2 separate regions of the Homo sapiens genome follow, and region 1 is linked to region 2. A link is a loop called in an ENCODE intact Hi-C map of the cell type or tissue named here. Cell type or tissue: heart left ventricle. All regions are shown on one strand. Links, peaks and the distances in the headings refer to the core of each region. The heading gives the core; the rest is flanking DNA. Region 1 overlaps PTPRM (protein tyrosine phosphatase receptor type M). Region 2 overlaps PTPRM (protein tyrosine phosphatase receptor type M).

Region 1 (12,150 bases), core at 2,291-10,290, 56 kb before region 2:
TTGAATTTCCCTGGTGGTTTTATGCTATTATTTCCTTGCCAGACCACAATTAAATCTTAAATTTTATCTCATTCACAACAAAATCCTTTTTGCTGTGAATTTAGAAATCTCATATTTTAAGTATAGAATTCTGTGCTATCAAAAGTGATGATCTGCTCTTGACAAAATTACATTATCAATATTTAAAACATTTTTTGCAATCTAATAGTAAAACTGGTCAGTGTCATTCCCAAGGTACACATTAAAATTTTACTTTAAAATGTTATTACAAGATTAGTTGAGGTTATAAACTAGAAAAAATCATTTTGAATAAGCCAGAAGCAATAACCTTATTTTATAACAATTCTTTCTACGACAGCTTATATTTGTCTTATAAAACAGTCAAAATCTTTTTGAAACTATTACTTCTTTCAGGAGCTTTCTCTCTGATGTCATTAACTTTGGCCTCTTTTTTATCTTCAATCTTAAATTAATTCCCTGGGAAGCTTGTGGCTTGTTGGCTGGTTGGAGGGATTAAATATAAGGATTTATAAAGAAAAGCAGCTTTTGATACAATGCTATTAGAACATGATCACTTACCCATAAACTGTTAGATACAGAGGTTTTTTTCATGTTAGACACAAATGTTCATTTTAAAAGCCATTATCATGCAACAAATAGAATGAGGATTATTTTTGTAGTTTATATTCACCTTACAAATAAATAATCAGTGAACATGACTCCAGGATAACAGACAATGATTTTTGGCTCCTCTGTATTTGCTTGCAGTTTTTTTTTTTTGGCAATCCGTTTTCATCATGATATGCTAAATGGACCCTTCTTATACACTAGTCAAAGGATTTCATTGATATTATGCAAATAAGAATATGCCTGAAATATTCTAACTTAACTGGGAGGAGTGCTTTGGGGTTTCTATGATTTAAGGCAGTGGTTGTGTAGTAATAAAAGACTATTGTTTAAGGCAAAAGTGTTTTTTAAATTACCACTCAATGCATTTTTTGAGTAGTTTTTGAGAAAGCATTTTAAGTAACAAGAGATTCTACAGTAAACATCAGGTTTTTGCTTTAGAGTTTTGCCCCCAGCATCTATTCATTCTCTCTTTGGTTAGTAATAGCATCCCGAGTCATTTTGATGGATTTATCCCTCCATCAGGTGCAGACCTGGGAGATCCTTGTCCCATGGACCTTTCTCCAAAGGACTCTGGGTCTTGACTGGGATGGTGCAAGGACAGAGACATGATTCTATTTCATTTTTTACAACATGCCCTGAAAAGACAGGGCAGTAGTTAGATAGTAGATCCTGCTCCCTAAAACTACCCTCTATCTCTCTCAATCTTTATTCTGAGCCCAGTTTTCTGGCCTGCCACTAGAGTCTGTGAGCTTCCTCATGTCCTTATAATAAATTCCTTTTCTGCTTTAAGTGAACTGCAGTCCAATTTTATTGCTTGCAACCAAAGCACCCTAAATGATGCAGGTGCCCTTTTGTGAGATCATCTCTATGATAAAGTAATGGATATTGACTCCATTTTAACCATCAGGTGCTCTTTCTAGAGATGAATTACAGCCTGACCTTGCCTAGTGGCTCTGAGGAGTCCTTAGGAGGTAAACTTAAAAACAAACAAACAAAAAAAAAACCAATAGCCTTAGGAAAACTACTTCTAATGGTTTTGCTTTTGCTGTGTGGCCCTAGGACTTGGTAACTATCAACATGGTAATGCTACATTTGCCCATTCATACAATCAACCTTCTAACTTATGATCCATAATCTCAATTATATTTGTAAAAATTCCAGTGACCCAGTTCCATAGACTCCTTCTCACAATAAAATAAGCAATGAACTAATCCATATTATGTCTTTGTCTCACCTATAATACACATTAAGAGTCTGGATATAAATAGTTCTACAAAGCTAGAACAGTAATTGCTCCTTTTCTAATACGTTTACTATCATCTTTAAGAATCTCTCACACCCTTCGGGGCATCAAGATACAATGATCATACTTTAGTTAAAATTTCTTTCCACAAATCCCTTAATATGAAATAAAATTAGCCATCACTACTGAAATAGGATGTTCATCAGGCCAGCAAATAACAGTACAAGCTTGGGCTTGTTCCAGCAGGGTTCAGACAGGGGCAGGGGCACTTGGAGGCATTCTGAGATGACCCTGGTGGTGGGTGGAATTTTAAAAATGCACTTACCCACCCCAGATCCCACATCCTGTAGAACTCGTGACTATGATGATGTGCCACTCCTGTGATTACGTTTATAATCGTGTGCCTATCATCATAAGCATAATAATGATCATAACATGATTTTGCCATGTTGTTAGATGGCACAGTTGGCCTTAAGAGTGGGAGAGTATCACTGAAACCCTTGTACACAGTTGTTGGGAATGTAAATTGGTTTTGCTATTATGGAAAACAGTATAGAGATTCCTCAAAAAAATTAAAAACAGAAACATCATATGATCCAGCAATCCCACTTAGGTGTATTTACCCAAAAAAGAAATTGAAATCAGGATCCTGAAGAGCTATTAGTACTCCCAAATTTATTTCAGGACTATTAACAACAACCAGGATGTAGAAAAGACCAAAATGTCCATGGACAGATTAATGGATAAAGAAACTGTGTCATATACATACAATGTATTATTATTCACCTTTAAAGAGAAGGAAATTCTGCAATGTGCGATAACATGGATGAACCTTGGGGACATTTTGTTAAGTGAAATAAGCCAACACAAAAGGACAAATAGCGTATGATTCTATTTATACAAAGCATCTAAAACATTCAAACTCATGGAGGCATAGAATAGAATTACGGTTGCCAGGGCTCGGGGAGAGGGAAATGGGGAGTTCCTAATCAGCAGGTATAAAGTTTCAGTACTCCAAGATAAGTTCTAGAGATCTGCTGTACTATATTGTACCATAATCAACAATAACATATGGTACACTCAAAAATATGCTCAAAGAGTAGATCTTATGATCCCATGTTACGTGTTCTTACCATGTTATTTATTTTATTCATTCATTTATTTTATTTATTTATTTTTTTTTAAATGAGGTCTCCCTCTGTCACCCAGGCTAGAGTGCAGTGGTGTATAGCTCCCTGCAACCTTTAACCCCTGGGCTCAAGGAATCCTCCTGCCTCAGTCTCCCGAATAGCTAGGACTACAGGCATGTACCACCACACCAGGCTACCATAACTGAAAAAACAGAATAGGAGATTCTAATTTCTGAGTCTGACCTAATCACTGAGGCTGTTCTCAGTGGAGCGCTTTCTTAGACTGGTGTCCAGGGAAAAGTCAGAGAGCTTCCACTGGATAAACCACTGCAGGCCCTGAAGAGGGAGGGAGCCACAGGAAAAGGCAGGCAGATAGCCTTGAAAAGCTGCGAGCAACCCCCTGCTGATATCAGGGAGAAAACAGGAACCTCAGACTGACAACTACAAGCAACTGGATTCCCCCAACAACCTGAATGAGCCTGGGGGTGCATTCTTCCCCAGAGCCTCCAGGTAAAGGCTGAGTCAGGAGACACCTTGATCTGGGCTTCCTGATACCCTGAGCATAGCAAGCCCGCTCACTTCAGCCTTGCAGAACTGAGAGCTAATAAGTGAGTGTTGTTTTAATTTGCTAAATTTGTAGCAATTTATTATGCAACAAAAGAAAACAAATCCATCCTTTAATCAAGAAGTTCTTGATCCCCTCAAATTACTTCTCACACCAGGATTTCTAGGTCTCTTCCCACAGAAAAGAGTGACTTTGGGAAGTCATTCTCTAACTTCCTATGCCAATCTCCCACATCCAATAAGATACTTTACTTGTCACTGAAGATGAAGAAAGAAAGGAAAGGATGGTTACAGTTAAGAATGGTGATCCAAGCTGGGCACAGTGGCTCACGCCTATAATCCCAGTGCTTTCGGAGGCTGAGGTGGGAGGATCCCTTCCAGCCAGGAGTTTGATACCAGCCTGGGCAACAAAGCAAGGCCCTGTCTCTATAAAAACATTTTTTTTAATTAGCCAGGCACGGTGGCACACACTGGTAGTCCTAGCTACTCGAGAGGCTGAGGAGGGAGGATGGATGGCTTGAGCCCAGGAGTTCGAGGCTGCAGTAAGGCATGATTGCACCACTGTACTCTAGTCTAGGCGACAGAGCAAGACCCCATCTCAAAAAAAAAAAAAAAAAAAATGGCAAGCCAATCCAGTGCCAGGGATTTCATGGGCAGTCGTCATTAAATGTGCATGGCAAGCCTGACATGAGACTGTTCTTCCTCATTGATTACTCAGAGACACTAAGCCTCATGGACATGACCTCAAATAGGGGCTAAACATTACACAGCAGCAGGTAAAAAGCAAACAAGGAACAAGCTTCTCTCTTATAAACTGGCTTTTTACTCTTAAATTTGCACTCACCCCAAAACCACTGCAGGATACTAAACCACATGAACACTAAAAAAGTATCCAGAGTAGGTTTCAGTCTCAGGGCCCTCTGGCCAGCATAACTTGCACCCCCCCAATGCCCAAGACAGAGAGGAAAGAGGCAGCATCTGAGCCCCATTTAAAATAAAAAATCATAAACGACTTCCTCCAAGCCCCTTCAGCAAATTATTTGTGAACCTCAAATGTTTGTGATTTCTTACAAATAAATAATGTCTAATTTTTAAGCTACATTTTAAAACTAACTCAAAGAGGTCATAAATTTCATCAACCCTATGGTTACAACACAATGGGTCTTTTTATTTGTCATCTCTAACAAAAAGAGCAGTTTAAATACTTTCTCCTATCAAATGCAGACTAAGTAGACACCATACCAATCCTATAAACAATTGTCCCATACCCTGAGAAAGCTAAAATAAATCAGGTGTAACCTAATAAAAGTCAGGGAGCAGAAATGAGTGAAACTTAAGATGCTAGAGGCTTTCTTCTTTATTCTTTTTCTTAAGAAAATTTACTATCTTTAAGAAATGGAATGCACAGCCACATGATTCTAAATAAAATTGCCAGTTAGTATGTTTTCTAATGCTAGTTTCTTCATTTAGATGCTTCAGATACCTTCTTAGACATTCCCTTGAAATAGCTTTATTTCAAAGCTATTTTATACTTAGTGGGGTATCCTCCGGCCAGAATATTTAAATACATGTGAACCAGGATAAGGCTAAAATCTAGCCTGCAGGTTAAGAACTGGTTAAAGAATCTGACCAACTGAACTGGAATCCCAGCTCTGCAACTTACTAGCTGTGCAGTCTTGAGACCAACATATAATCTCAGCTGCTTCTTCTGGAAAATGAAAATCATAATCATACCTACCCCACAGGGTTGTAGAGGTAAAATGAATAAACATACATCTAGCACTGATATAGTGCTCCTATGTGCCAGACTTAGTTATAATTATCAGCCCTCATGAGTGTTTGCCTCTGTTATACTCACAAACTCTCATCACAGCACTGTCAGTGCATGAGAAGCATCCAGGAGAGACCTCTGGGGACTTCCAGGGGCCCCTCTCCTTATATCCACCCAATTAAACCATAAACATACTTATCTCCAGCCATAGGTATGAGAAGACCACATTTTTGATACAGAAATGAAAAAAATAATGTTAGAACTTCGGAATTGTTATTAAAAGAAATGCAATTGAGAATTGAGTGAGCAACGTGGCTTATGCAGTGACTATAGCTATCTATCTAGAAGTCAGCATTTGGTAATTACACCAGCAGTGCATTTGGGAACCATTTCCAAACAAAAATAAGGGTTTTTTGTTTTTTTTTTTAAGGAATCTAACACCTCTTTAATTCCAAAACACAGGAAGTGAAAGAGTACTGAGCAGAGATACACATCAACGAACTGATGCTAAAAACATCATCATGAGGAGAGAACTTGATGGCCCGTGTAACAGCCCCGACATTAATCAGGCTCCACTTCCCTGTAAACCAACAATTACACATTTGCTCATTAAGAAAAAGTGCTTTCAGCCAAGTCCTATAAAGTGTGGGCTACTCTCTAGTCATGCTTGATCTTGGCAAGCTATTTAATTTCTTCAACAACAAAAAGGATAACATCAGTACCTTCTCAAAGTTACCAAAGGATTAAATGAGATAATGCATAACAGTTGATAAAATGGGCTCATTAAGTTTATCCATTATTATTATTATTATTATTCAGGCAGTTCCGAGATTCATATTAAAATATGAACTACATCACAAAAGGGAAAAAAAATCCTCAGAACAAATTACTTCTTTTCTTCAGATGTTAACCTTAAGAAAGTTAAGGGTTTCTAAATTGTGGTGTCAAGCCTTTCCCAGGGGCTCAAGGAGGACCTACGCACTGTTCACCCACATTTCTCTTGACAATATCAAACATCCCACTCCATATTCCAAGATCCAAACAGCTCTTCAGCTGCCAGAGAATATGGGAAATGGTGACCTTGAAGCATCTGGGCAAGTTCACTATCAAGAGTCACATGCTAAGACAGGCATGAACAAGGGTGGGGGAAGGAAAAGCAACACTCCCACCCCATAGCCCACACTTAGCCCCTTATGGGCATGGCCTATGCAGATTTAAGGATTAGAAAGAATGACACATTTCACTATGTTCATAAAGTACTTTCACCAGGAAGCCGAAAACCAGTAAGTATCTGGGCACATCTTTTTCTTTTTCTTTTTCCAGTTTTCCCTATCCGAGCAAAATGACCGACATCCTGGTAAAGCAGCAAAGAAACATTTCCCATACACATAAGTCTCTGGCCCATGTGCAATTGGACAGAGGAAATATACAACAATTGTAGCATGTGAAACGGTTTTCCTACGTCTACCCGAAATGTCATCCCTTACAAACATGAGGCACCACAACACAATTCCCCTCATCACTATATGATGACAATATATTCTTATATTGTGCTGCAATGTATTGAACATCAATCAATAAAGTGTTTACAACACACTAAGGCCCTTGGGGATGGAAACCTGCCAAGTTGAATATGGCACGCTGCTGTACGCAAGTGGCTATTCACATTGTTGCCTTGGGCTTAAGGGACAGAGACGCCATTCACACACTACACAGAATCCACACCTGGCACCACTGCTCCTTTGCCTGCCCCTCCATCACATTTCATCCCTTCACATTTGAAATATTTAGCATTTATAGCTTCCGTCAATTGTATCTCAATAAATGAGTAAATAAAGCCTATTGTCAGCCAGGCGTAGTGGCTCATGCCTGTAGTCTCAGCACTTTGGGAGGCTGAGGTAGGTATATTGCTTGAGTCCAGGAGTTCAAGACCAGCCTGGGCAACATGGTGAAACCCTGTCTCTACAAAATCCAAAAACATTAGCCAGGTGTGGTGGCACTTACCGGTGGTCACAGCTACTTGGGAGACTGAGGTGGGAGGATGACCTGACTCCAGGAGTTTGAGGCTGTGGTGAGCTGTGATCATGCCACTGCACTCCAGCCTGAGTGACCGAGTGAGATCTTGTCGCAAAAAATAAAATATTTTTTTTTTCAAAAAAAGTCTATTGTCAAAGTTAAAAATTGCATGACAAGCTAATGGAGCACAGTCTTCCTATTGTTTTAGACTCACAGAATCTACTAGAGACAATTATAACCCACCATAAAACTATGACTATACAAATTTTACATATAGATCTCTGAGAATATTACAGTATGCCCAATTATGTATTTATTTATTGTTTGTTTTTGAGACAGAGTCTCACTCTGTCGCCGAGGCTGGACTGCAGTGTCGCGATCTCAGCTCACTGTAACCTCTGCCTCCCGGGTTCAAGTGATTCTCGTGCCTCGGCCTCCCGAATAGCTGGGATTACAGGCACATGCCACCATAGCCAGCTAATTTCTTTATCTTTAGTAAAGACGGGGTTTTACCATGTTGGCAAGGCTAGTCTCGAACTCATGACCTTAAGTGATCCACTTGCCTCGGCCTCCCAAAGTGCTGGGATTGCAGGTGTAAGCCACTGCACCCCAGCCCAGTATGCCCAATTATCAACCTTGATCTGAAAGTTCTTTAATAGCCATACCTAGGAACCAAACCTGGAAACATGTGAAATGCCCTAGATATGAAAAAAAGTGATAAAACACAGGAAGATGTGTTCAGTTATTTAAATACTTAAACAGTATATCTTCCTAATGGTCTAAGTTTTACTTAATGAATGACTGCAGTTAGTAAATGCTACATATCTTGGAGTTACAGAATGCATTACAACACTTGACTCTATGATAAAGGCTCAAAAATGTACAGCCAAAGGAAAAGATAATCTCATTTTTTACCTGATAGATTAGAAAAACATTAAAAGATCTGAGCATCCACTGCTGGGCAAGATGTGAGGAAAGGGCACGCCTAACATTGCTGCAGGCAGGAAGAACTGTACTTCCTTTGGGGAAAGCATCTGGTGATGACTGTTTAAAAACGCACATTCACTTTGACTCAGAAATCCCACTCTCAGCATACGGATACATGCATACAGATATCTTTTGTCACAAAAAAAGTATTTTTAACAGTAGAATATGAAAATAGTCTGAAAGCACATCAACAGGGGCACGACTGCATAAGTCAGATATATCCATCTATAGAATATTATGCTGCAATTAAAAGTAACGGTAACGAAGGAGATCAATAGGTACAGACCAGCAAAGATATTCTGAAATACGAAATAAAAAAGACTTTGGTAAGTACGGTATGACATAATACCATTTCTGTAAAAATAAAACAGGGGTGGACTTCATATGTATGTACATATTTAAATTTATATACCTCTGTATACAGAGAAACATGGAGAAAAACACAAACCAAACTGTTAACTGCACACGCCCAGTGGTCCTCTGAAGGCCGGCCTCCCGTTCCCTCAGGGCCCCGTCCAGGCAAGGGTACAAAATGCCTGTGCTCCCAGAGTCACTCCTCTCAGTGCTCCCTGCATGTAGTTCTCATATACAGAACTCCATCCCTGATGCAATCAAATCCCTTAAGTGGGTGACCATGTATTTATCACCCAGATTGGGAAACTTTTAAGAATGGAAGAGGGTGCTTTGAAACATTAGCTGGAGAAATAGGTGTCAACAGGAGCCCTATCCCCTGGAAAAGGAGACATACAGCCACCCTACCCCTGAGCGTGAAGCCAGGACTTCCTAACTACCCACTTTCTCAAGGCAACCCCTTTGTGGGGAGGGGTGTTTTCCTTTATCCGGGACAATCACCACCCACTTTCCAAGGGACAATGTCCTAAGTCCTTCCATACTTAGGTGCTCTAAGTGTCAAGTCCTTCCTTCCCCCCTCTTTCATTCCACAAATACACACAGAGCCCCTATGACTCCTTCATTCAGTCCTTCATTCAATAACCAAGTGCCTGCCATACACTCAGGTGCCCGGAGTACGACAGTGAGGAGTACAGAGATCCTGTCTCTGTGGACCTAACATTCCACCTAGGGCAGAGATGATAAATAAATAAACAGATATCTAATAGGATAGGTGATAAGTCCCACACAGCAAACCAGGGCAGGGTAGGGGACATAGGCAACAGGACAAGGGAGTGGGTACTGCTCTTTACATGGCGTGTGGGCTTCTCTGATAAGGCAGCATTTAGGCAGAGATGGAAGGAAAGGGGCACAGAGCATTTCAGGCAGGAGAAATAGCAGGAACGGGCTCCAGAGGGGGAGCGTGATGCCCATAAGTGAGTAGGAGGGAAGTTGCAGGCCTGATCATGGAAGAAGGCTCTCCATGCCACTCAGGGAAATGAGCCCAGACACCTGTTCCAAGAATTTGCCCAGCCACGTGTACCAAGAACTCAGTCTTGGGTGCAATCAGTATGACATTCATCAACCAGAGAAGTAAGGGCCTTCTAAGGAAGGTGGTCTCATCAACTCCCTGTAAACAGTGGCCCTTCTGCTTCTCTTGTTCAAGGTAAGAGGAGAAAGAAACTTCAGTCCTGGTGGCCATCACTGCAGATATTTAAACATTATAGTTATGCTGTATCTGTTGAAACATAAGGCTGTTAAACCAGTAATCACTCGTCAGCTTTGGTCACAAACATCTAATATTACTGCTGAAAAGTAAAATACTTCCCTTACACAATGCACTTGTTAATGTCCAAACAATTCCCCGTGGTCATATTCAGAGAAGAATCTGGTAGGACTTCGTAAACTGTAAGAAATATGTATACCATCAGGTGGCCCAGAGCAATTCTAGAAATAACGTGGTTTTACACCACTGTTGCATCAGCTTTGAAAGAGAAAGATTTTAAGATGAGAAAAAGAGAAGGGTATTTAGAAGGAATAGAATATTACACTTGGCCTGCCACAAAGTGTCAGCTCTAAAAAAAGGTCAGAGGAAATGCCACTCTTTAAATCCTGAACTAAATTCCCAAATAATTTTTATCGCTGGACCTAGTCTTGGCTTATCAGTGACTTCACTGGCAAAACAGCAAAGCATAGATAATTAATATCAGTTCAGAGACATATAAGCCCCTGTCAAAGAACTAAAAACATACTCACCTTTTTAAAATATTTTCATATTCACAGAACTTAAAAAACATCTGTTATATTGTTCCAGTTTTTAAATAATCTGGCACATTCAAATCAGTAAAACATTTGTCAGTAAGATTTGTACAATTAAATCTTTAGACTTGGGTGTCCTAACACCTAATCCATGCGCGTGCGCGTGCACGCGCACACACACACACACACACACACACATACACACACACACACACACACACACACACACACACAGCTAGAATCTCCTGGCTGACAGAAAACCTGCCCTGGTGGGACATGGACCAAACATTTGTCCTTGACAAACTGTCTGAGACATAAAATTTTGGTGAGGTTTGGGGGTAGGGAGATGACAGCTGAGCTAAAAACATCACTATTATTGATTTTGGCTTCATGCTGCTCCTTTACAGCTGTCCTTTGCAAGCTGAACACAGTATAAGTCAGGCCAAAGGACAAGACGGACAGGAGGCTAAAGCTCACCAACACCCTAGAAGAAGAGAAGGTTACACCCACAATTATAGCTGATCGCCAGCCACCAAACTTTTTTTTCCTTAATGCCAGGGCTCCACAGTGGCCAAGAGACAGGAGATGAATGACTTTTTCTAACAATTGCAACAATAAATAATTTTTATTTTCTAATAGCTAAGAATACTGTGGAAACACTTAAAAGAGTAAGCCAAGAAAAATGTCTTTGCTTCCCTGGGCTTCTAAAAGTCTAGAGTCCACTTCTTGAGAATAAGAGCCAAGTCTGAATTATGTCTTCATGCCTTGGTGCCTAGCACAGTATCACCCATACATCCATTTCACAATGTTAAAAAAATGCTGAAAGGCCGGGCACAGTGGCTCACACCTGTAATCCGAGCACTTTGGGAGACTGAGGCGGGCAGATCACCTGAGATCAGGAGTTCAAGACCAACCTGGCCAACACAGTGAAACTTCGTCTCTACTAAAAATACAAAAAGATTAGCTAAGTGTGGTGGCAGGCACCTGTTATCTCAGCAACTTAGGAGGCTGAGGCAGGAGGACTGCTTGAACCCGGGAGGCAGAGGTTGCAGTGAGCCGAGACCATGCCATTGCACTCTAGCCTGGGCAACAGAGTGGGACTCTGTCTCAAAAAAAAAAAAAATGCTGAATGAAAAAGCAAACAAAAATTTCCCCAACAACCACCAAGTTTACTACGATGCCGAATATCTCCAAAGGTTACTGTGTGCAAAGGGGTGAGATGCAGAGTAAACCAGCGTCAGCAGAACCCAACCAAGTGAGAAGGGGCTTGGGGAACTTCTGAAAACTTGTCCTGAGTAGTCAATGTTTATTCTGTCCTGACATTAGTGAACTCCCGGTGATGTTTTAGACTACCTGTTTCAAACTTAATTTTTATGTCCATTTTTGTTTCCATCTAAATACATGGGCTCTCAGTGGGCTCCTGGTGAGTTTAAGCCCTGGTGTTCATGTGGTGTGCTCTGGAACAAGGGCTCTCGCACAGCGGATGTTATTCATCTTTCCCTTAAAAAGTCACCATGTCCTCAGCATCCATTTCAGTTTCCAGCAAGTTGTGTGAGATGATTTAAAATGCAAACTACCTGCACAACTGAAATAATGTTTTTAAAACATTAAAGAAGGAAGGCCCTAACGAAAACAAAAATCTCTGATCTAAGGACTCCGCC
Region 2 (12,150 bases), core at 1,821-9,820:
CATTTTGAGCTTAAAGATACTGAGTGATTTGGTTAAAATTACAGAGGATTGGATTCAAGATTACTTTGTAATCTCATGACTTTAAAACCTTCTTAATTAAAGTCTTACATTTGTTTTAAATAAAACAGGACACAGAAGTGTAGAACAGAAAAGCAAATCAGGATGAGGGAAAATGTTTCTGGCCGGTAGTCCCCGGGATCTCTGAATTTAATTTGATACTCAATTAAAGAGGAAATCAGATCCTGGGCACAGGCTCTCACTTTCACATGGCACATAAGCCAACCCAACCTAAGGGTCCCCATGTAAATTACCACTGGCTCACGTGACACTACACTATATGCCTGCAACCATCCCCCTTCATAGATAACAAGGCAAAATGTGCTATTAATGGTGTCTGTGTTTATCTTATCTCAAGGAGAGAAAAACAAAGCTTTAGTTTTGAAAAAATTACTTCACAAGGGCTCACTTGTATAAGAGACTGACAATGTAAATCCATCATCCTCTCAAAGATTTCTTCAGAGTTCATGATAGAAAACATTTTAAAATAACAAAGATGAAACTTTAAAAGCATTACTCAAAACTTTTTTCTTTAATTCCCCCACTTTTAATTCTAAAATAAACCAGCAAAATAGCCCAAAAGGCTACTCCATCTTTTAAAAATGTTTAAAAACCTCCCTTCCACGTTGCGCGTAAGTGACTGTCCTAGGTCTCTGCTCCTCCTCATAACCACATCTCTCAGGAGACAGTCTCCATAATCACTCTCTCTGGTCCTCACCCCAACTCCCTGCAGCCTCCAGTGTGGCACCTAAACGGCTCTTGCTGAAGTCACAGGGACATCCAGGCCAAGGAATCCAAGGCTGTTCTTCTCAGGTCTCATCTCTCCTGCTCTCTTGTCTATATCACCTTTGGGAAACACCCTCCTCCCTCTTCAGGGGCTTCCCTGGTGACGGCCGAATCCTGGTTTTCCTCCTCTCCACCACCAGACATTAGATGTCTGGAGCCCTCTTCTAACACTCTTCCTGCTCCCTCGACAATTTCATCCACCCCTTTGGCTTCAACCATCTGACCTCTCCTTCTGAGCTCTAACCCCACATACCCAACCACCCATTAGACATGTCAGAGTGGCCATCTCAGGCACCTCAATTTCCATTCGTTCAAAACATTCCCACAAACCTATTCCCTGGGTGAGTAAATGGCATCCCTCTCCACCCTGAATACCCTCTTACCCTTATCCCCATGATCTGGTCTACCATCCAGGCCAGCTGATTTTAGCTCCCAAAAAAACCTCCTCATGTCCCCTTGTCATTCACCTGGAATACTTCAATAGTCTATTAACCAGTCCACTGCCACCCACTCTACCTCCTCCATGAACATTTTTAAGTCCATTCTCTTCACAGTCTGAGAGATCTTTAAAAATATGATGTGTATTTTGAGTGTGTGGGTCTGCACATTCACACACACACACTACACACACACAAAATCTGGTTACCCTATGTTACTCTAGGCTAAAATGGTTTCAGTTGTGCTTAAAATCTTTAATGTGGTTCTGGAAAACCTCCAATTTCTGGCTCACACCTATATGTCTACTTTTTTCTAATACAACTTGCCCTTCACTCTCTTGAGTACAACCACAAAGCTGACCTTTCAGTTCCTAAAACATTTCATACATGCTCCTCCAAAAAGGGCTTTTGTACATTTGTGACCTCTGTTATACCCCACCACCCTCTACCCAGCAACAGGTCCCCTATTGTGTTGATTAAAAATTCAGATGTTCAGGCCCCACCCTAAATCTAATGAATGAAAACATCTCAGGGTAACCAGAACACATCCTTTCAACAAGTGGCTGGATCATTCTGATGAGCAGGTGTGGGAAGCTGATCTAAATGATCATCAACCTAATGCTTGAATCCTCTTGACCACATCCACGAGGCTAAATTCTCTAATCTCGGCATTTAATTAGGCAATCCATCCCTTCTGTGGACAGGTTAGATGGTTCTTCCCTACATTGACCTGAATCCTTCCTCCCAAACCCTGTACCCATTGATCTTAGTTCAATAATATCTTACAATTGCCCTCATATGACATGATTGGCACCCCCGCCATCTTAATGGCTTTCCTCTGAGGCTGCTTCCATGAGTGTACCATCATTTTGAAGCATACTTCGTAATATCAGTGTAAGTGGTTCCATGATACTTCTCAGTGAAGCTAACTCAATGGTTCAAACCACTCTAAAGCAAGTGACTGCACAGTGGTCATGAAACCAGCATCACGTAGATGGAGATGAGCTGGAAACTGCGAACCTTGCCAACCTCAGCTTCCTCATTGTTAAACTGGGATAGTAATAGTGCCTTCTTTGGGCTGATAGAAGAATTAAAATTGCTCAAGCATGCACGGAAAGTACACAGTGCCTGTTCCATAGAAATGTACACAAATGGAATGTGAGCTCCATGAAGCCAGCATTTTGGGTCTATTTTGTTGGGCAGCAGCAGCATTTAGGACAGTGCCTGACAGGGTGGGCCCTCAATTATCTGCTGAATGACTGAATTATTAACAGTCATGGACAAAACTAGAATTGAAATGTTAAAATTTTCAATATAGTAAAAAAAAGATGAAAATGAATTCAAGCTTAGTTTTCCTTTAAATTAAAGCACATTCTTGAAGTGACTCTTAAAATGCCAACTAATGGTTTTAACAGATTATATGATCTTTTAAATATCTAATTCTTTTAAGAAAAATGGCAAAAGACAAACGATTTACAATCACGTTTTTGTATGATAGCTGCAATTTTCAGAAAGTTATCGTTTTAAACTTTCATTTGAAAGACAGTAACTACTTTGCAACAACAATACACTAGGGAATAACAGAAATACATTAGTTGCATTAATTTTAAGTAGAATCATTAAGCTACTTATCTTTTTTTGTTTCTGGATTATTTTACTGCTTTGATATTAATGTGAAAAATAGTGAATGCTTCAAATGCTTTTAAAAATTCAGTCTGGTATACAGAAATGAATAGTGGTTCACAGAATACATATCCTGTGTGTGTGTGCGTGCATGTGTGTTTGTGTGTGTGTGTGATGGAGTCTCACTCTTGTCACCCAGGTTGGAGTTCAGTGGTGCAATCTCGGCTCACTGCAAGCTCCGCCTCCCAGGTTCACACCACATATTTTTTATATTACTTATTGAAATGGTATCTTTGTCATGTGGCCATCTAAAAATTCTTCAAATTATTTTAGACAAAATAAGGTGGCTTTTTGTTTTCAAATAGACACAGGTAGAGAGCTGCATACATCAGAATCTCCATTTGTGCAGGGCCTCTTATTTGGAATCAATGGAACTCCTTCTGACTCTAGTCACTGTAGCACCGCACAACACCCCATTTCCTAACTAACTGCTACTGTTGATTTCCTTGCTGTCCTTAGAGAGGACCTTCTGTCAGGAAAAATCACCGAGTTAAAGTTCAGCTCTACTCTCCACTACAAAAATTCCCTGTCTGAAATGTTGAAGGAGGCATTTAACATTGGCAAAGCCAAGTACTCAACTCCCATGCCTCTGGTGCCCGCCGAATTTTCTCATCTTCACATTCCCTTAGCACAAGGCCTGCAAAATACTTCCTAAATACTTCCTAGAATGAACCGAGCCTCACCGCAGGTTACTGGGCATTCTGTGTCCCCAAATCTCCCTCCTTCCATGTACCCTAAGGCCCAGAGTCAGGTCCTGAAACATGAGGATAAAGACCTTTACCCCAAAGATGGGTGGTCACTGGGAAGGGCCAGTTCTCTGGGAAGACAGGATCTCATACAAGGGCTGAGGAGGCCAAGAACAGAATGGTTTCAGGACATATGCCTCAGGACAGAGAGGAATAAAATGCTTCCCCGCCTGGCTGCTGGACTAAACCAAGCCTTTGAGGGAGACAGCTATAACCCTGCAAAGGAAAAGGCCCATATCCGGAGGCCCAAAAGGATGGTAACATCTGATAACCAAAAATTGAAAAGGGAAATTGTCCCACCCAGAGTAATGACAGGGTGGCTGGTTGTGCAAGTCAGTGAGGTCAGGAGGTGAGTAGAAATGGCAGGGATGGAAACAACAACTTCCACAGGGGATTCTCATTCCACCAATATTTCAGTGTGAGTCATCCCAGAACCTCGAGAAGAGGAAGGAGACCAGGGAAGTCCCTCTGCTTGGAGGAAGGACACTAAGCCACCTGCAGAGGGGGATAGTGCCGAGGGGAGAGTGAGCTGAGTGTGATGCACTCCCAGGTGCAGGCATGGATTGGATAAACCACGGAATTGTGTCAAAAATCTCCCGACTCCAGCCCCAGCAACAGAGCGAGACCTTGTGTCTACAAAAATTTTAAATTTTTAAAATGTTTACACAGGAGTTCCAGATACTCAGGAGCAGTCCCAGCTAGTCAGGAGGCCAAATTGGGGGGATTACTTGAGCCCTGGAGTTCAAGGTTACAGTGAGCTATTGCACCACTGCACTCCAGCCTGGATGACAGAGTGAGATCCTGTCTCTAAAAATAAATAAATAACCCAGATAACCCCAGTGTACAATCTGCAGCAACATGGGTCAGGCTTAGACCCTGAGCAAGGGGCACTGAAATTGTACACAGGACAACCTCACTGCTAACCTAGCTCTTTGTGAAGCCACCAGCTGTGTGGCTGGGAGAGGGGAGAGGGTCATACCAGCAGAAGTCATCTGTATGCCCCTTCCACTCTCCATACAGGTTCTTCAGGTCACTCATGTCCAGGCTGACAGTTGGAGTCATTAAAGAAGTCCCTGATAGTGGAATTTAGGTCCCTGTGTATGAGATTATGAAATGGAAAATATTCTCTCTGCCTAAACTCTGTCCATCAGGGCTGTACTCTATGGAGTCTGCTAAAGTCCAAAGATCATTAAACCCTTTTAAATGAAGGTGGTGACCACAGTCTTTGCCAAACGCGAGTGCATGTCTCACAGAGGGAAGGGCATTTCCTATGTCATATTACCTGATTGGATGGTATATGGAAATAATCTTGTTTAAAAGCAAGCCTAGAATGAAGTCCTGCTTTGGAGAATTTAGTTCTGAAGACGGGGCTACAGAGCCTTTCCTTTTCCCAGTGAATGTCATCAGAGGAAAAGGTGCTAAAATTACAAGAGCCTAGCATTAGATGCTTTTATGAATGTTAAGGCATTTTAGCCTCACAGTAGGAAGTATTTTCTCTATATTACAGGAAAATGAAGCTGAGAGGCTGAAACGGCTGTTTCAGCTGGATGCCGAGGACCTGGGTTTCAAACCCAGGCTCATGGGCCCCAATGTCACACACTGACCACTAGTAACTGGTCTCACTGCAACTTTGCCAGTTATTGATAGAGACAGAGGAAGTCTATCTTGATGAACAAACCCCCTTGGCCAGGCGCTGTTGCTCACGCCTGTAATCCCAGCACTGTGGGAGGCCGAGGCGGGCGGATCACCTGACATCAGGAGTTCAAGACCAGCCTGGCCAACATGGCAAAACCCAGTCTTTATTAAAAATACAAAAATTAACCGGGCATCATGGCAGGTGCCTGTAATCCCAGCTACTCAGGAGGCTGAGGCAGGAGAATCGCTTGGACCCGTGAGGCGGAGGTTGCAGTGAGCCGAGATCACGCCACTGCACTCCAGTCTGGGTGACAGAGCGAGACTCTGTCTCAAAAAAAAAGAACCTCTCAAACTCCCAACCTTTTCATTCAAGAGGTCATGGAGAGGTGATAATGAAAAGCTTTATTTTCTATTCTCTTACCTTGCAATATAATTTCACCACAGGGCAAGAATTAGGCCATATTTCTTCTTCATTTTTAAGCCAAAAATAGCAAACAGAATCAAATAGTGTGGGCAACTTGACTTTTAAAAACATCTATTTGTATCCAATTTGATAAGAGTCGGGAAAATTACTAGCAAGCAAAAGCAAATCAGGAAATCTGGAAACTTCTGATTTATTGATAAGCTATTAGGTTGTTTTAACTACTTTCCTATCAAGAAACAAAGGAAACAGATTCGAGATGACATTCTGATGCCTGCTTAAAAAGACCTTTATGTTTTCTTAGTCTTCTAAAAGCTTTTTTCATGAAAGATTTTATCTTATTACTCTCCCTAAATATATACGCTCCCTGACCACTATAGGTGCATTTCAAGCTCTTGTAGAGTTTCTGTAAATTCTGTTAGAGGCAAAAAGTGATCATTTTGAGTTCCTTGAAAATAGTAGCTAATGGAGGAACAGCAGAGGGAATGTGCCTGGTTACTCAGCAGCAGCAGCTGATACACACATTAGGCTCGCCACACACACACCAGGCTCACTACACCTACACCAGGCTTGCTACACGCCCAGCACTGTTCTAGGAGCTCTGCACAGTGCATTCATGCAGCCTTCGCAACAATCTCATGCAGTAGATACTACTGCTGTCTCTATTTAATAAAAGCAGAATCTGATGGCGAGTGCGGTAGCTCACGCCTGTAATCCCAGCACTTTGGTAGGCCAAGGTGGGCTGATTGCTTGAGCTCAGGAATTCAAGATCAGCCTGAGCAACGTAGCAAAACCCCATCTCTACCCAGAAATACAAAAATTAGCTGAATGTGGCAGCACGCACCTACAGTCCCAGCTACTTGGGAGAAGGATCACTTGAACCCAGGAAGTCAAGGCTGCAGTAAGCCATGATGACGCCACTGCACTCCAGCCTGGACAACAGAGTGATACCCTGTCCCAAAAAAAAAAGCAGAATCTGAGGCACAAAGAGGTTAAGAAACTTGCCCAGGATACACGACAAGAAAAAGGTAGAACTAGGATCAAAATCCAGTCAGTCAGTCTACAGTACTGCCATCCTCATAGTTCAGTAGAGGCTAACTGATTTCAAACTAGATAACTAGGGGAGATGTCCCTTTAAGGATGTACTCTGACCTTATTATGAATACAGAGTTCAGACCTCTAGCCTTCATCCTTTGGGAAGCCTGTAGAGTCAAGCACAGTGGAAAGAACATGGAAGAGCAGTTGCTGGGAAAAGCAGTTGCTGGGAGTTAAGGTCCCACTCACCGCTATAAATAGTTAGTTGTATGGCCTCAGGCAAATCACTTTGCTTCAGGAGACCTTATTTTTAAAATGTAAAATCCCAGAGGCAGGGGAAAGAGGATCTGTATAATAGTTTCCAGTATACACCGCCTGATCCAGTTTCAGATCCACCAGTACTGGCCAGTATGTTTCATCATAATAGTTACCCCCACCCCCTGCATGATTTTCTATAGTCCTTCTCTCATAATTTGGTCTCACAGTTCACTCCAAGTGTGCCCAAGGCAGAACAGTGCAGCAAGAAAGAGCTGGGGTTGGTCCAGAAAGTCCTGTGTCCACCTCCATGGCTGACCAGCTTGCAGCCACCAGTTTGTTTTTTTAGGAGGAACAATGCCACCTACCTCACATGCTTGTTCTGGGGGTAAGTAAAGTGTCAAACACCTGTCACATGGGAGGAGCTTGTGAATAAGAGTTATTTTTAATATTCTAGGCCTCTTACCTGAACTGTTAAGCCTCATAAAAAATGCAAGCAAAGACACTCAAGGTAACATTATTAATAATGAAAAACTGTTAGGAGCCTAAATACCAACAACCCAAAAAATAATATATAAATTATGGAATAGTATTAAAGTCACATGCAGCTATTAAAAATCATATTTTCTAAGACTATTTCAAAGCATGGAAAAATCATGATGATCTCGACCACTGAAACAGGCAGGCTGTAAAAACTGCCTATATAGCTGTATTCACTATTATACACAACAGTAAGTACACATGTATAATACATATATACGTGCATGGAAATCTGCAAAAATACAACAAATTGTTAGTAGTGCTACTTTGAGTAGGTAGTATGTTTTATCTTCCTTTTAATACTTTCTGGTATTTCCTAGTTTTTCCTACAATAACAATATTAGACTCATAATCAGAAAAAGGGTTAAAAACAAAGTGATTCTGACACCCAATACATATTTTTCCAAAAAAAGGTAAGATTTACACTAAAAGCAAAATCGTTTTAAGTAACTAAATTGTAAAATATCACCCCAACAAGAAATTACCTTATGCCAAGAAGAGTAATAGAAAAATTATAATTTCCAAAAATTCAAACTAAAATAAGCAAGTTTAACATGCTGAGAATTTATAAAATAAAAAGGTATCATAAAAATTTTACACAAGTTTGACTGCCCAGAATCACAGAAAAATCAGAAATGGAAAGTTTTAGAAAATGATTTTTCTTCTTATGCCTGGAAAAAAAATCTTGGAGGGATTAGAGGTTCAGATGAGAACTTGGCTGAACTTTGGCTTGTTTCAACAAGCCCAATTTTTATTCTCTTTCTCTCTCCTCAACAGACACATACACAAAGCTGGGCCTAGTGAAGTATTTCACTCTCAACTCTCAGATTAAAAGAAAAATACAAGAATCTACCTTCCCCTACTCCCCTAGCAGCACCATGTACCTGCTGCCTGATGCTGAAACTGACTTCAGCAGGGACGTCATTTTCTCCTATGCCCATCTCACTGTCCTCTCCAGCCCTGCAGGAGGGCAGCAGGCCTGACTTGGGGCTTGCCATTCTGTAACCACCCTGACTCCCTAGGGTTCCACAGGACAGCATCTCTTGATGACTAACAAATTTCAGCACCATCCCAAGGTATTTATCTAGGGTGTCCTTCCTTCTAATTGTTTACATCATACAGACAAGAGCCCTGTTAATAGCCTTTTTGAAAGGACAAAACAGGTAAATAAGGGAGTCCAGCACAGACCACAGAAAACCCAGTATAGACCCCTGGGAGCCCAGTATCAATTCCTCTCATAGCAGCATATGAGAGGCCTGACCATGAACCATGGCTGCTATGGTAAGGAGGGTGTGAGAGGGTAGAGGAAGTAGCTAGAAGCTTGATCGATAAAGGAATAATGCATATACACAGTACATATTTTAGGATTCTTAAACCAAAAAAAAAGAACAAATACACTACGTATTTCAGAAATTGCAGGCCATGTTATTATTTATAAAAATTCAATTTTTAGAATATTCTTCTCACACATCTATTAGAATGGTCAAAATCTCGAACACTGACACCACCAAATTCTGGCTAGGATATGGAGCAGCAGGAACCCTCATTCATCACTGGAATGAGAAATGGTCTAGCCACTTAGAAGACAGTTGGGCAGGTTTTTACAAAATTAACCACATTCTTACCATATGATCCAGCAATCACAGTTCTTGATAGTTATCCAATGGAGTTGAAAACTTATGTCCACACAAAAACCTGTACATGGATGTTTATGGCAGCTTTATACAGAATTTGCCAAATTGGAAGCAACCAAGATATCCTTCAGTAGGTGAATGGATAAACTGTGGTACATACAGATGATGAGAGTATTATTAGGCACTAAATAGAAATGAGCTATCAAGCCACAAAAAGACATGGAGGGAATTTAAATGCATATTATTAAGTGAAAGAAGACAATCTGAAAAAGCTACGTATTTTGGGATTCCAACTATACGACATTCTGGAAAGGGCAAAACTATGGAGAAAGCAAAAAGATCAGTCGTTGTCAGGGGTTGGAATCAGGTGATGGATGTATAGATGGAGCACAGAGGATTTTTAGGGCAGTAAAAATACCCTGTAGGATACTATAATGGCAGATATATGCCATTACATATTTGTCCAAACCCACATAATGTTCAACATCAAATGTGGCCCACTAATGTAAACTGTGGCTCTGGGTGATAACGGCATGTCAATGTGGGTTCATCAGCTTTAACAATGCACCACTCTGTGGGAGCTGTTGATAATGGGGGGCTATGCATGTGTGGGGGCAGGGCTATATGGGAACTCTAGCACCTTCTCAAATCTGCTGTGAACATAAAACTGCTCTTCTTTAAAAAATACTCTTTTAGTCTTAATTTAACAGAGTTTCAAACATTTGTTCTTTAGATCAAGGATTCTAGAGTCTGGGTTCAAATCCCAGTTTACCAATTATTAGCTATGTGACCTTGGGCAAGTTTCTTAACCTCTCTGTGCCTCTACTGCCTCATATGAATATTTACTCACAGTGTTATGAGGATTAAATGCATTAATAAATTTAAAGGCCTTAGAATATTGCAGCATACAATAAGCACTGCGTAAGTTTTAGCTGCTATTATTTTATAAAGTTTTGTTTATTTATTTATTTATTTACTTAGTAGACACGGGGTCTCACTAGGTTGCCGACTGGTCTCAAACTCCTGGCCTCAAGCAATCCTCCTGAGCCTCCCAAATCACTGGGGTTATAGGTGTGAGCCACTGCACCCAGCCTATTATTATTTTATTGTTGCTGTATTACTGTTATGATCTATTTGAACTGGCTTTTGATAGGTTCAAATATTACTGCCTCTTTCAACTATGCCTATTTAATCACACTCAGAAGTGTATAATACAGCAGTAGAAAGAGTGTACATCTTGGAATGAGAGACTTCTTGGAGCTGCTTCAGTGATATCATGTCCATGTGATGATCTGAGCACAGTACTTACCTTCTGTGAGCCTCAACTTCCCAGCTATAAAGTGTGCATTATATTTCCAATTCCCAAGAGTTTTGTGAAGAGTGGAAAACATTTGTGAAAAGCAGATTCTCTCAAGCACTGCAATGCACCTAAGGATAATAGGTCTAGAATCCGATTCCCCAGCCGCCCAGCTCTGGCTTGATGAAAGCATGTGAATCTCCCTCACTTGGCAATTACAAGCACTTTCACCCACTCTAGGACACAGAGTTGTCCTCATCTGTGGCAGAGAAGAGGGGTCGGGGGTCCAGGCATTCTGAGTCATGTAATGGAAGAACAGAAGCTGCTTTCCATGTTTGGTTAGCATAAAATTGAGAATTCCCACCAAGATACCATGCAAAGGATAGAAACAGACTTAGCGGGTAGAAGCAGGAAGAGAAAGAATGTTGTAGAAACCTATGGGAAACAGACAACAAGAAACAAAGGAGAAAGGCCAATGCCTGGTACAGTGGTTCCTGTGTAGCAGCCAGCGGTTTCTCTGCCCTAACTCCTGTCCACCACATCACCATGGGAAGTTCTCTATTCAGCCTAAGGTAGGGAAACACCCATGGACCGCCTGAGTGGTTTTCTCCTAGAGAAAAATCTAGTACTTTATAGGTTGTATGCATCGGGGCAGGCTAAGTCATGCTGCAGTAACAATCACAAAATATCAAGGAACATATCACTTCTTGTGCACCCTCCATGCCCACTGGCCATCAGCTGGGAGCTCTTTTCCAAGTCATCCTCACCCTGGGGCTGAAGAATCAACTGCAAGTTTCCATGGCACAGGATGTGGTGAAACAAGCACGAGCTTTCCTGCTTCTGCTCAGAAGTGACATTTAATTGGCCAAAGCAAGTCATATGGTCACGCCTATGTCCAAATGAACAGGGAACTGCTATCTACTCTATGCGCAGGAGGAGAGTCCGAATATTTGTGAATATTCATATATCCAGTGGGTCCCCAACACCTGCTGCCCACCTGTTCATTGGACAACACATTCGGGACGTCTTTACTAAGGTCTGAAACAGATGACGAGAGCGTGAAGCAGAAGCTTCAACAGACAAACTGTGACTACTTCTCCCCTGTGTCTTCAACAAGTGATTTCTTAAAGCTTAACCATTAAATAGTACAGAACTTAAATGGTTATTTAAGACCCTAAATAATCATCACCATCCTGTATTTTAAACACACACACATTCACACACACACAGCAGCAACTGCCAACCATCTGTACTGAAAATATTCTTTATTTTACAAATAAGACTTTTCCGGGACTGGAGTCCCCAGTGAAATGTTGCTTTACAAAGCCCAGTCAATCCCAAGTGAAAGTTCTTTCTTTCTTAGAAAATGTCATCATCTGTAAATGTTCCCTGGTGCCAAGCTCAAGGAGGGGCTCCAGAGTTTCTCCCAGAACTAAATCCTCTGTGAATCAAGCTTTTAGATACTCTCAACATTCCTGGCATCCAGACATTCATACAACCCTGAATTATTTATTCACCAATCTTTGCACAACTTCCTAAACACCAATGGAGATCAGGATGGTTTCAGCTATTTGATGTTACATCTTCTCAAGTGGCTAAAGAGGCTATAAAGCACCCCATTGCT

The links. Hi-C counts contacts between places; a loop is a spot of excess contacts. Peaks named below come from ENCODE experiments on the same cell type or tissue, not always from the same donor. Only the 100,000 strongest peaks of a DNase experiment are listed, where the experiment ranks them.
Region 1: it touches region 2 in a loop (5-fold over the local background); 1 of 110 quality-filtered maps calls a loop at or near these places.

Annotation. Positions count from the first base shown.
Region 1 is chr18:7,675,201-7,687,350 of GRCh38, reverse strand. All of the region lies in intron 1 of PTPRM (protein tyrosine phosphatase receptor type M), which reads right to left. Among named protein-coding and RNA genes, the nearest start is that of PTPRM, 110 kb to the right of the region's middle. In heart left ventricle, for the core only: no CTCF peak of the experiment used is centred there; no DNase peak of the experiment used is centred there; H3K27ac peaks cover 4,202 bases.
Region 2 is chr18:7,619,078-7,631,227 of GRCh38, reverse strand. The region is part of intron 1 of PTPRM (protein tyrosine phosphatase receptor type M); the gene reads right to left. Among named protein-coding and RNA genes, the nearest start is that of PTPRM, 58 kb to the right of the region's middle. In heart left ventricle, for the core only: a CTCF peak has its summit at 4,224; no DNase peak of the experiment used is centred there; H3K27ac peaks cover 1,911 bases.